2 separate regions of the Homo sapiens genome follow, and region 2 is linked to region 1. Evidence: chromatin contacts called from ENCODE Hi-C data. All regions are on one chromosome and are shown on one strand. Each heading gives the region's core, a stretch centred on a gene start or an enhancer-like site at or near the end of the contact. The rest is flanking DNA. Distances are from core to core; before and after follow the strand shown.

The links. A loop is a pair of places that touch in the nucleus more often than their neighbours do. Pooled maps may share reads with other maps.
Region 2: a loop to region 1 is called in a pooled map, with 3 times the contacts of the local background. The contact joins the enhancer-like site here to the promoter of ARL6 in region 1. A Hi-C loop is called at or near these places in 4 of 50 pooled maps.

What each region holds. Positions count from the first base shown.
Region 1 is chr3:97,760,728-97,767,690 of GRCh38, reverse strand. It overlaps ARL6 (ARF like GTPase 6), which reads right to left and starts at 2,933. Exons shown (of 8, transcript NM_001278293.3): 1 at 2,714-2,933. It overlaps EPHA6 (EPH receptor A6), which reads right to left. Exons shown (of 18, transcript NM_001080448.3): 18 at 6,159-6,963. RefSeq lists enhancers at 2,776-2,885, 2,601-3,100, 2,926-3,465, 3,101-3,602.
Region 2 is chr3:97,907,428-97,914,390 of GRCh38, reverse strand. It overlaps CRYBG3 (crystallin beta-gamma domain containing 3), which reads right to left. Exons shown (of 22, transcript NM_153605.4): 16 at 2,115-2,224. Among named protein-coding and RNA genes, the nearest start is that of RIOX2, 62 kb to the left of the region's middle. RefSeq lists enhancers at 3,349-3,938, 3,939-4,529. Within about 2 kb of position 3,515, at least 6 of the 41 ENCODE cell types and tissues checked have a DNase peak (open chromatin) inside an H3K27ac peak, as active enhancers do.

The DNA of each region.
Region 1 (6,963 bases), core at 1,684-4,183:
TTCATGTAGAAGGCAGAAAGTAGAAGGCAGATCTGAAAAGCAGACAGATTTTGAGATTTTGGTGATATCATTTAAGCCACTGTTAAATCTTTATCAGAAGCCAGCCCCATTGTTATATTTTGTAATAATATGAAGTTACAATAAATTCACTTTTTTTTTGCTTGCTTGGTTATTTCCAGTTTAAGTAGGGTTTTCTCTCAGTAGAAGCAAAGAATCCTGAAATACTTATCCTTATTTCCCCTTATCCTATACATACATCTTTGTAAGTCACCACAAATCCCTTTGTGAAGAAGGTTATGCATAAATACATACACACATTCAATTTATTGAACCTTACTAAATATCTGTTTTTTAACTGTAACTTATCTGAAACATCCTCCTAAGTGCTATTTTAAAAGGACTTTATCGTATTAGTATAGAATAAGGAAGTAAATACTGATTGTAGATTTTAATTTAGTTTTTTAAGTATCTTAAAAATTTCTTTGTTAACTTGTCCCTAAAGTGTTCATTTCTCTTGTTCAATTGTATTGATTCTTTGAAAAAAAAATTCTTTCTAATGCAAACTTAAAAAAAAACTATCAGCAATCCAAAAATAGAAGTATTTGGAAGTCAAATAAAACTGCTGTGTACATAAAACTTGCTATGTGGTAACTTTATGGCTGTTTATATTCATCTAAGGTACTGTTAAATTTACACTTCAGGTCTCCAAACTAAACTTTTCAAAGGAGCTCACTTTGGGTCCATTGCTCCCCAAACCATTACTTTGTGGTAGAAGGACAGGGAGATAGATCCCTTTTTCCAGCCCCCAACTGCTGCAGGAACTGCTACAATATATCTATGTACCAAATATTTCTCATTACTCACCAACATTAGTTCTCTAATGTTTTTATTCTCATTAAATTGACTTATTCTCATCTCCATCTAAGGTTGCATAAGCAACCTGTCATATTACAGTTTCTTCAATACTTTTTATTCCATACAATTTCAGGCAAGGCCATACCTTGAAGGATGTGAGGCTGCAGCAACTTTATCAATAACAGGCTTCCAAGACAACTGTATCTAAAAGGAGGTTGCATAGTCAACATTTTGCTTAGGCCTTTTGGGATATGATTATGGGTAGAAATTTCAAAACTAAATTTCAGTGATGTGCAGAGAAGAGATGGAACAGTGCCATGCCAAAAGGTGAGGCCTATTACAGAACCACGTTTGTCTTTCCCCAAGGATGAGTTTGACCTCAGGTACTTCCATTTGTGCCACTTCAATCTGCTTTTCTCCTTGTATCAGAGATTCAAATCTTATTCAGTCCATTTCTTTAAATTACAGCTTAAGGACCAGCATTTGTAAAATCTATTTTAAATTAACCTTCTGATGTCATGAAGCAATTCACACATACCATTTGATTTCAAAGTAAATTTGCTATTACTCACTTTATTTACTGCATAAACATATTGATATAAATGCTTATATCTTGTTCTCCATTTCATAATTTAGAACTTATGTTTTAAAAACGACAACTTCTCACATTTTCCCCCCTTTAAGCATCTACTATAAAGCACTGAGTGTTTAAAGCCTGATGCTTGAATATTCGTTTTTCACAGTACCTTGTATTGTGACTTTCCATCACTTTTCCATGGATTATCACTTGATACTTGTTAATGAAATATTTTGGGACACACAATTTAGAAGAGCAGGCAGTTTTTCTAAAAGAGGTAATCACATTTATTGAAATTGCTTTATAAACAACTATCATAGAGCCTTTAAACTTCTACGTTTCAAGTAGTTATAATTTTCCTTCCATAAGTTGACTTTCTGCATGCATAAATAAAAGATAATTGAAGCCAGTCAATATTTGTTAATCGTGTCTTAAGTGTGCAGCGAGAGACACAACTGTTTTCTGCAGCTTCCTACTCTGATAGCCATGATTCTCAACCCTGGCTGCACTCTGAAATCAATTGCTGAATCCGAATTTTTGAAAATAAGATCAGGGCATCTGTAGTTTTAAAAGCTACCCAGTGTTTCTGATGTGAAGTTACTATTGAGAACTACTGGCTTTCAGAATAAAGCCAGTAGTTTCAAACTTCCAAGCACAGCTTTTAAGGTTGTCCACAATCTGGCTCCAATCTTCCTTTCTTGTTTCTTATCTTACTGTAACCCTCTCTTTGCACACCAGCCAAATTCTCTTGGTTATTGTCTGACAGACTGTTTCCTAAAGGATTACATATTGCCAGAGAAGTCCAGAAGAATTAGGATGTTATCCACAGTTAACAGCTTAGAGGGTAAGCTGCAGAGACAGAGTGGTAGCCCAGAGAAAACACCACGAATGATACTTAGTAAACTCTGTAAAGTGTTTGTTGATTGAAATGTTGCCTACTTTTATTACCCCAAATAAACATTCTTATTCGGCTTTCAGTTTTTTATGATATAATTTAAATTACACTTACACACACACACACACACACACACACACACACACACACACCCCCAATACACGGGTCTAAGTTGAGCATTGTTAAAACCCATCAACCAAACATACGTCCAAACCAGTTTAGTAAGTTTTCTAGGGCCTCTATAACTCACCTTCTTTTCTACTTCTCATACATTAGCAACAACTACACGCGTGGAGTGAAAAACATGGGAAAGACCAAAGAGGAATTCTAAAACTGACGGGGACAGAGGGTGGCGCTGGCTTTAAAAACCGGCGTTGAGGAGATACCTGGTTTTTGAGGTTAGTCCGGAGGGCGCAGGAGCTGGCAACAGGAATGGACGCACTCGTATCGGTCTCCGGGATGGAAATCTGGTGCGAGGGTCCCTCAGCCTTCTTCTCGATGCCTACATGGGAAGGATGCCTGGTAATGAGCAAAGCCGTCTCTAGAAGTTGGGAAAACCGGCAGCCTCTGCAGCAGTCTGTGCATCAGTCGCTGAGCAGGCGCCTTGGCAGGCACCGTTCCCTTGGCAACAGGAGCTTCTTCCGGTCCTGAAGCCACGCCTCCCCGGGGGTCCTGGCGATTCAGCCGTTGTGCTATAGCTTCTGGGATTGAAGAGCTCCGGGAAAAGGTCAGAGGCGCGCCGAGGAACTATACATTGAAGAAAAATGTGTGCACAGGTGGCAGGGTGAGCTGCCTATTTCCTGCGAGGAGCCGGGCAGTTCCCGGCGTAGCATCATGGGAGTTGTAGGCTCGCGCACAGCTTTCTGGGAAGCGTTTGGCGTTCGCGTGTGCTGCGTGTTTGTCGCTCGGCCCTGGTCTTCCTGGGGATCCAAGAGGCTGGCGCTGGGTGTGGCGCGGAGAGTGTCGTTACCGGGCACCAGCGTAGCGTTGTGGCAACGACTGCAAGACGATACTGTCCCCCCTGGGGCAAGATGTGCGCCGGAGTTCCCCAGTTGCCCATCGCACCGACTCTTCTCTGGGTTCTGATAGGCCTCCCACCCTGAGTCCCTGTAGAGGTAAAACTGTTAATACAGGAAGGTAGAGGGGAGAACTGGTGTAAAAAGTCAAAAGGTGTTATTCGGCTAATAAAGTATGCCTGTACCCCTGCTTCTTAGTTGTGTGGTCTCCCGAAGAGATTTCTACCAGGCATAATCTCCTGTGAGTAGATTACAGTCTCCAGAATCAAATCGGCAGGTGGTCAGGAAAGGTATTAATAGTCAATACTTAAAGTTGACCACCTTCTTAAATTGCACTTGGATTTTATAGTCATAGTCACAAATGGTCTTCAAATAGAAAATATTTAGGCATACCCTTCCCCACATCTTTTATTACTGCGTTTTCCAACGGACACATTACAGATGCAGTCATTTTAAAGATCTAGCCTTTCAATCTGCCCAACTCCACTAACCTCACCCCCAGCGAATGGCCTCATTCTTCAAATAGGGGTTTGTATCTCTTCATTTTTTTTGTTTGCATGGGTGTAGGATTTCCGACCCCCTGCCCCCCACCGCGCGACCCTTTTCAACTAGCTAGTGTATGTTTACTGCACTGCCTGTTCTTTGGCCTGTCAATTCATTTGGCCTATTAAATGGACTAGGAGGGTGCAAAAAGAGACTAGAAGGAATTATTTCAAAGTAATATGGTAGGGGGGACGGTTGTAAGCGTGTGATTATGGGGTGATTTATCTTTTGTCACTTCTCCAAATTTCCAAATGTAATTGTCATTTTTACAGCGAAAAAACAAAAGCGGCTCTGGATTAGTGATTCTTGTTGAAAGACAAAAACAAAACAAAGACCCTATGGATGCATATCAACATATAAATGTCCTTGTAAAAATGGAGTATGGAAATACATTCTTTCTTACTGTGTGGTCTTAGCCCAATTTACCCTTCTCCGTGCTTCTATCCTCACCTTCAAAAATATAGTATTTATCTTATCTGGTAGTTCTGAGTATTAAAGATAACAGAAATACAGATGTTTGGCACATATTTATTGTTCAATAAATAATGTCCTGTCTTCTTTTGTCTTGAGCTTTTTATTGTGTAAACAAAATTGACCCAAACCGTAACTATGGTGGTTCTTTAACTTCTGAACTTCTAATCGTGAATGCATTGACAGGGAGGTGTTGAACACTTTTCTGTGTGCCTGGGTGTTGTGACTTACTTGTAAGAGATGGAAGCTAATGTGCTTGCGGCCAAAATATAACATTTTTTTTTCTTAGCGATCGGCAGAAATGTTATATTTCAGAAAACTTTCATGGACAGACTCAATTTTTCCTGCTAAAAGTTGATATTTTCTGCCTCTAGGTTGAGTTCATCTCTTTTGGCTTAATATAAAACATTTGGTGAAAACTGGAAATAAAATGGACATATTGAGCATCCAACTTTTCAGGAAAACAAGGCAGATAGATAATTCTTCTACAAAAATGTAGCTAGTCAAATCGTTATCTTAGATAAGTATAGTTGATAGATGGCTTATTACTAGAGATAAATGTTATGAAATAAAGCAGTAAAATAATCTAGAAAAAAATGTTAGCCTTGAAAATATTAAACTTAAAAAAACATAAAGGCTGCCAGGCCCGGTGTCTCACGCCTGTAATCCCAGCACTTTGGGAGGCTGAAGCAGGTGGATCACCAGGTCAGGAATTCAAGACCAGCCTGGCCAACATGGTGAAACCCCATCTCCACTAAAGATACAAAAATTAGCCGGGTGTGGTGGCACGTTCCTGGAATCCCAGCTACTCAAGCGGCTGAGGCAGGAGAATCGCTTGAACCGGGGAGGCAGAGGTTGCGGTGAGCTGAGATTGTGCCATTGCACTCTGGCCTGGGCAAAAGGGTGAGACCCTGCACTCAAAAACAAAACAAAACAAAAAACATAAAGGCTGGGCACACTGGCTCACACTGTAATCCCACCACTTTGGGAGGCTAAGTAAGGCAGGAGGATCTCCGGAGGCCAGAAGTTGGAGACCCCATCTCTATTAAAAATAAATACATATAAATATTTCATATGGTTGATTCTGCTGTTTTGGTGCTTTGTCAACTGAAACTCCTCTCACGAGTACATTCAGAGGCTGAGATACAATTGTTTCGCTTGATTTAAGAAGTTAGTTTGACTCTTTTTTATTATGACAATAACAAGCTTTAAAAATGCTACGTGATTTTCTTAAAGCCACTTAACCATAACAGAAGATAATTTTAGGTACCTTCTCACCAGTTTTAATTTCATACTGGCTTTTAGAACTGTAGTAAGAAAATTATAAAAAAGAAAAGAGTCAGATATAATGAACACAGCACTGTTCTGATTAATTCAGGATACTTTAGCGTTATTTTCTCACCAGCAACTTTTAAAAGAATATAGATAATCCCTGATTTATAACTTACTGCAACTTTTTGGTGTAAACTTTGGTCTAAAGCTGTGTTTCAACAGTTGATGTTATGTGTACCCTTTTTTCATCTGCAATTTCTGTGCAGTACTGCCTCTGCAATGAACACTTTAATTTACTTGAATCTCACAAAATATTTTCCAATATAAAATCGCTACAAAAATATTTACTAGTTTTTTATAGTGATTTCTGTGAATTTATGTCTAAACCTAATGACATTATTTAAAAAATTTACAACTATGATTTTGCATCCAGAATTACTAAATTATCTAAACAGCATCTAGATTTATTAGACCAAAAAATAAATTGCATTAGATCTGCATAAATACAACAATACAAAAAAGTCACAAATTCAACCACCAAAGCTGTAACTTTTATTTGCCAATAGATATTTTAATAAACAGGCTTACTCCATCTGTAAGACCCTGATAATGCCTCTTAGGAAATCATAGAAAAATAAAATACAATAATTAGTAATTTGTACCTTGTACAAAAATCTTATTATGTTGCTCAGCAGGTAGTTTGCTAAACAGCATATTCTTTCAGCAAATAGATGACATATGTTATGCAATTCACCACAAACAACCCCTCATATTGAGAGCTGAGCATTCTATAACACTATTAACTTGTAAGCATGCCAGCACATGAAAATTTACATGGAAAGTTATTAATATTATAGTAGATTTTTGTAAGATAAAAATAGTACCACCTTCAAATAAGTCTGGACTACTTCACTGCTATAGTAAAGTAGATAATAGGTAGGATTGCAGTTCAATTGTTAACACCTTTTTACCTTGTTTATAGCTCTACCATATTGTGATTATAACCAGAAAAGAGAATGTAGGCTGTGTCAGGAACCTGAGTGGAAGGCATATATTGAAGCTTTAAATGGTGACAGAATACTAAAGAGAAAAACATAAAACAGTGCTATACTTCCCTATTCTCATAGATAAATCTTTTTCCCCTTTTGTAAGAGCAGATGGGTACAGAGTTAAATCCTTAATTAATAATAAATAGCTTCATGACAAGTTACAATGATGCTTTAAAAATCATATTTGTACTTATAGGGAGGGAAATTATTTTTAGCTGTCGTTTTTTATTAGTCAAATATAGCTCTATGAGGGATTAAATATCTCAACCTAGACATGTTATCTAG
Region 2 (6,963 bases), core at 2,266-4,765, 150 kb before region 1:
TTCAATGCTTCTCATTAACAATGATCCTAAATCTTGTAAAATATTTTCTTTTATCTTAGTGGAGAAGGAACTTAGAGCCAAATAATAGTAACAAAATTATTTCAGGTCCTTGCTGTGTGTGTGTGTATTTCTTATTAGAGTTGCAGATCTCTATTTAACTTATACTGCCCTACTTTATGTGTTTTAATGTAAAACTCTCATTTCCTTTTCAGAGGTAAGTATATAAACAAAAACAAATACAAGGAGGCTCAAGGCAGAACAGCTATAGGAAATAGGAGAAGGAAAGGACTGCTTGATTTAGGGTTAATCAAGAAGGTGAACAGAAATAATAGAGTGGACTGAACCTTAAAGAATATATCTGAATTATTATTAAGCAGGGGTCACAAGCTTATATACCTGCAGGAGACCACACAGGTAATGCAGATGAGTAGTGTACCAGGTGGAAAAAAATTGGGAATGGTGGTGATTATGGTATGCTGGAAAGCACATATGCAATCTACTCACTACCAGCTAATTACCGACAAAGACAAAAGCTTTCTCCAAGTCGTAAAATCTTCTGATTTTTAAAGAGAAGGTGGAAAACAGCTTCTTCTGAAAAATATCCTAAACGTAAGTATTAATACAATTTTTTTAACTTAGTGTATAGCCCAAACAAATGACACCTGCTGGCTAGATTTACCAGAGACCTCCAACCTTTGGTATGAAACAGGTGTCAGCAAACTACAGCATGTGGGCCAAATCTGCCCCACTGCTTGTTTTCAAACAGCCTATAAGCTAAGACTGGTTTTCACATTTTCAGAGGGCTTAAAAATTTAAAAGAAGACTATTTCATGACATGTAAATGTTACATACAATTAAAATTTCAATGTCCATAAATAATGTTTCATTGGAACGCAGCTGTGCCTATTGGTTTGTGTATTGTGTATGGCTGCTTTTGTGCTACATCTAATAGCAGTGTTGACAGTAGCTGGGACAGAGCCTGTGGAACCCACAAAGTCAAAAATATTCACTATCTGATTCTTTATAGTTAAAGTTTGCTGACCCCTGGTATAGTGGGTACGGAGGAAAGCAAATGTTAGAAGAGAGGAGAATAGGATGGGAAATGGATAGGGAAAGGAGGCTAGTTGATGGTAAGGTCAAGAAAAGAAAGAGCTTGAACTTGATCGGACTGGTACTAGAAAACGGCTGGGAATTAAAGCATTAGTAAAAATATTAAACTGGATTTTGGGACACATAATTGTACTGTGATTTGTTTGGGGTAAACACTAGAAATAAGATGACACTGAAGCAGGGGGTAATTAAGAGACTGAAGTTTTTCAAGTGAAAAATAGAAGGCCCAGGTCTCTAATGATTCAAGGGAGAAAGGAGGAAAACTGACAAACCTAAGATATTTTAAAAGAAAAGAGAGACTTTGATAGGTTATTAGGTAGATGTTTGATACATAGAGATGCCAATGAACTGTACAGTTAAAGATAGTTAAAATGGTAAATTTTATGTTACATATATTTTAGCACAATAAAAAAATTGTAGAATATATTTTAGCCATGGGAATCACATGTAGTTTCATATACACGTGAAAAATATACAGTATATTGTTGCCATTGGAAGAATATCAGATTCAGAGATGAGAAAAAAAAAGACCAAAGGAATCATGGGTCTGAAATTTGGTATGTGATCTTGGAAAACCTTAACTCTGAACCTGGTTTCTGCATCTGTGAAATGGGGATGATAAATACTTTGTTAAAAGGTTAAAAAAATTAGGATTAATATGTCTTACTTGAATAAAAACACCAGGTATTTTTATAGCATTCTACTATGTGAGACGGTAAATATACAATATAAACATTCAAAATATTTAGGAAATAATCTGAGATCACAGTGAGAGACAAAAATCAAAATGTTCCCTAAGTTGGTTAATCAGCATTCTGTTTTTCTGTATTCCATCACAGCTCAAAATACAAATTAAGCAAAATTAATATAGACCAGTTAGCAGGTAAAATGCCTGTTGAAGATAAATTTTAAGGATTCACTGTGCATGCAAAAAATATATCTCTGTAAATTTAAAAGTATTAGTTATTAAATAACAGCAGAAACCACTAAGTAAGCATACTTACCAACCTCGAAGAACTTTAAAAGAACATGGCATGAGTGAAGTCAAATCAGAAGTTTCTTCTGTAAAATCTATACATTCACCTTGGAACCCTGGTTTGCTGAATGCTTTGAGCTACAAGAACAACAACACAACAGTTAAATAGAAAAAAAATGGTCTTAGATGATCACGAGCAAATAAAAACCTTTAATTTCATGAATTTATAAAATGCAGCAAAATATCAGACTCATGTTTTATCTATTATCAATGAATTCATGTTAGGGATAATGATATGCTCCTTAAACTTGCTTTCTTACATGTATTCAGGAATGGAATGTCACTGTTTGTTTACCATTTTCTTGCCTCTCTTCCACCAAATTGTGGGAAGAGAGGCCTAGAAATCAATTCTACCTAGAAGAGTACATCAGAGTCCTCCCTCCACTAACATGTGGTCCTTTATTCTCTCAAAAAATCATTATGCCCTATGTTGAGACTAGATGTATAAAATAAGAAGCAATTTAGTGCTAAACCTGAAAGAGGCTTAGATTAGTATGAGGCTACATGGTATGCTGCTTCTCTCCCTAGCTCTTCCTGATCCACAGTTAATATAAGAAGAGGAGAGCACGAGCACATGCCCTTAAGCAAGCACTAAGAGTGCCCAGGAGGGCACAGAAGCAGATGGCAGAGGAGATAATAATGACGGGATTAGTGGAAGATTTCTGGTGAAGAAAGAAAGATATCTGTGTTATGTATTTCAGCTTACAGGCTTCGGTTTTCTGATAAGAATACCTTAAATGTGCAGCTTACAGTTATATACAACTACATGTCTACTTTAGTCAATTTTGTCAAGAAAAATCCATGAAATCTCAACTATAATTCCCTTTAGACCAGATATATAATAATCTGCAACTCTAGTAGCCTTGAATCTACAATAGGAATGAAAAAAATTAAAGAGCCCGTAAAAATTTCATAACACACTGGAGACTTGGAACAACATGGCCCACAGGTCCACCCTGCACTGACAGGCCTGCACTAGGGCACAGAACATCACAACAAACCATCTGCTCATGCTGTCATCGAGGATAAGGCTTTTCTGAGCAGCTAATGTTCACCTCCCTCGTCTTCCCAAAGGCCTCTACTTAGAATTGTTTCTTGGTTATCTCATTCTGCTCTGACCTTACTTGATCTGTTATCAAAGATCAGTCAAAATCAGGGAGGTGAGAAAACTACTTCCCCATATCATCTGTGGCTTGCACAACACCACTTCCTACTGTGAAACCACACTGTATTTGGAGGATTAAAACATCAAGGGACTTCTTGCCTTAAGGAGATGTGATCCAGCAAGTTTCTGCTGTAGTCCTAGCAGATATAGAGGATAGCAAAGAAATGAAGTCCAAACCAAGACATACTTAGGTTTTTTAACTTAAAGATGTATAAAATGTGAGGCTAAAAAGCAAATCACTTTTAACCTCCAAAAAATGCAGAGACATTTCTCCTGCATAGAAATATCTTTAAAAAAATAAAAGAAGGGGGAGGAGCCAAGATGGCCGAATAGGAACAGCTCCGGTCTACAGCTCCCAGCGTGAGTGACGCAGAAGACGGTGATTTCTGCATTTCCATCTGAGGTACCGGGTTCACCTCACTAGGGAGTGCCAGACAGTGGGCCCAGGTCATGGGTGCGTGCACCGTGCGCGAACCGAAGCAGGGAGAGGCATTGCCTCACTTGGGAAGCGCAAGGGGTCAGGGAGTTCCCTTTCTGAGTCAAAGAAAGGGGTGACGGACAGCACCTGGAAAATCGGTTCACTCCCACCCTAATACTGCACTTTTCCGGCGGGCTTAAAAAACGGTACACCACGAGATTATATCCTGCACCTGGCTCGGAGGGTCCTACGCCCACAGAGTCTCGCTGATTGCTAGCACAGCAGTCTGAGAACAAACTGCAAGGCGGCAGCCAGGCTGGGGGAGGGGTGCCCGCCATTGCCCAGGCTTGATTAGGTAAACAAAGCAGCCAGGAAGCTCGAACTGGGTGGAGCCCACCACAGCTCAAGGAGGCCTGCCTGCCTCTGTAGGCTCCACCTCTGGGGGCAGGGCACAGACAAACAAAAAGACAGCAGTAACCTCTGCAGACTTAAATGTCCCTGTCTGACAGCTTTGAAGAGAGCAGTGGTTCTCTCAGCACGCAGCTGGAGATCTGAGAACGGGCAGACTGCCTCCTCAAGTGGGTCCCTGACCCCTGACCCCTGAGCAGCCTAACTGGGAGGCACCCCCAGGCAGGGGCACACTGACACCTCACACGGCAGGGTATTCCAACAGACCTGCAGCTGAGGGTCCTGTCTGTTAGAAGGAAAACTAACAAACAGAAAGGACATCCACACCAAAAACCCATCTGTACATCACCATCATCAAAGACCAAAAGTAGATAAAACCACAAAGATGGGGAAAAAACAGAACAGAAAAACTGGAAACTCTAAAAAGCAGAGCGCCTCTCCTCCTCCAAAGGAACGCAGTTCCTCACCAGCAACGGAACAAAGCTGGATGGAGAATGACTTTGACGAGCTGAGAGAAGAAGGCTTCAGACGATCAAATTACTCTGAGCTACGGGAGGACATTCAAACTGAAGGCAAAGAAGTTGAAAACTTTGAAAAAAATTTAGAAGAATGTATAACTAGAATAACCAATACAGAGAAGTGCTTAAAGGAGCTGATGGAGCTGAAAACCAAGGCTCGAGAACTACGTGAAGAATGCAGAAGCCTCAGGAGCCAATGCAATCAACTGGAAGAAAGGGTATCAGCGATGGAAGATGAAATGAATGAAATGAAGCGAGAAGGGAAGTTTAGAGAAAAAAGAATAAAAAGAAATGAGCAAAGCCTCCAAGAAATATGGGACTATGTGAAAAGACCAAATCTATGTCTGATTGGTGTACCTGAAAGTGATGGGGAGAATGGAACCAAGTTGGAAAACACTCTGCAGGATATTATCCAGGAGAACTTCCCCAATCTAGCAAGGCAGGCCAACGTTCAGATTCAGGAAATACAGAGAACGCCACAAAGATACTCCTTGAGAAGAGCAACTCCAAGACACATAATTGTCAGATTCACCAAAGTTGAAATGAAGGAAAAAATGTTAAGGGCAGCCAGAGAGAAAGGTCGGGTTACCCTCAAAGGGAAGCCCATCAGACTAACAGAGGATCTCTCGGCAGAAACCCTACAAGCCAGAGGGGAGTGGGGGCCAATATTCAACATTCTTAAAGAAAAGAATTTTCAACCCAGAATTTCATATCCAGCCAAACTAAGCTTCATAAGTGAAGGAGAAATAAAATACTTTACAGACAAGCATATGCTGAGAGATTTTGTCACCACCAGGCCTGCCCTAAAAGAGCTCCTGAAGGAAGCGCTAAACATGGAAAGGAACAACCAGTACCAGCCGCTGCAAAATCATGCCAAAATGTAACGACCATCCAGACTAGGAAGAAACTGCATCAACTAATGAGCAAAATAACCAGCTAACATCATAATGACAGGATCAAGTTCACACATAACAATATTAACTTTAAATATAAATGGACTAAATGCTCCAATTAAAAGACACAGACTGGCAAATTGGATAAAGAGTCAAGACCCATCAGTGTGCTGTATTCAGGAAACCCATCTCATGTGCAGAGACACACATAGGCTCAAAATAAAAGGATGGAGGAAGATCTATGAAGCAAATGGAAAACAAAAAAAGGCAGGGGTTGCAATCCTAGTCTCTGATAAAACAGACTTTAAACCAACAAAGATCAAAAAAGACAAAGAAGGCCAATACATAATGGTAAGGGGATCAATTCAACAAGAAGAGCTAACTGTCCTAAATATATATGCACCCAATACAGGAGCACCAAGATTCATAAAGCAAGTCCTGAGTGACCTAAAAAGAGACTTAGACTCCCACATATTAATAATGGGAGACTTTAACACCCCACTGTCAACATTAGACAGATCAACGAGACTGAAAGTCAACAAGGATACCCAGGAATTGAACTCAGCTCTGCACCAAGCGGACCTAATAGACATCTACAGAACTCTCCACCCCAAATCAACAGAATATACATTTTTTTCAGCACCACAACACACCTATTCCAAAATTGACCACATACTTGGAAGTAAAGCTCTCCTCAGCAAATGTAAAAGAATAGAAATAATAACAAACTATCTCTCAGACCACAGTGCAATCAAACTAGACCTCAGGATTAGGAATCTCACTCAAAACCTCTCAACTACATGGAAACTGAACAACCTGCTCCTGAATGACTACTGGGTACATAACAAAATGAAGGCAGAAATAAAGATGTTCTTTGAAACCAACGGGAACAAAGACACAACATACCAGAATCTCTGGGACGCATTCAAAGCAGTGTGTAGAGGGAAATTTATAGCACTAAATGCCCACAAGAGAAAGCAGGAAAGATCCAAAATTGACACCCTAACATCACAATTAAAAGAACTAGAAAAGCAAGAGCAAACACATTCAAAAGCTAGCAGAAGGCAAGAAATAACTAAAATCACAGCAGAACTGAAGGAAATAGAGACACAAAACACCCTTCAAAAAATTAATGAATCCAGGAGCTGGTTTTTTGAAAGGATCAACAAAATTGATAGACCGCTAGCAAGACTAATAAAGAAAAAAAGAGAGAAGAATCAAATAGACGCAATAAAAAATGATAAAGGGGATATCACCACCGATCCCACAGAAATACAAACTACCATCAGAGAATACTACAAACACCTCTACGCAAATAAACTAGAAAATCTAGAAGAAATGGATAAATTCCTTGACACATACACTCTCCCAAGACTAAACCAGGAAGAAGTTGAATCTCTGAATAGACCAATAAC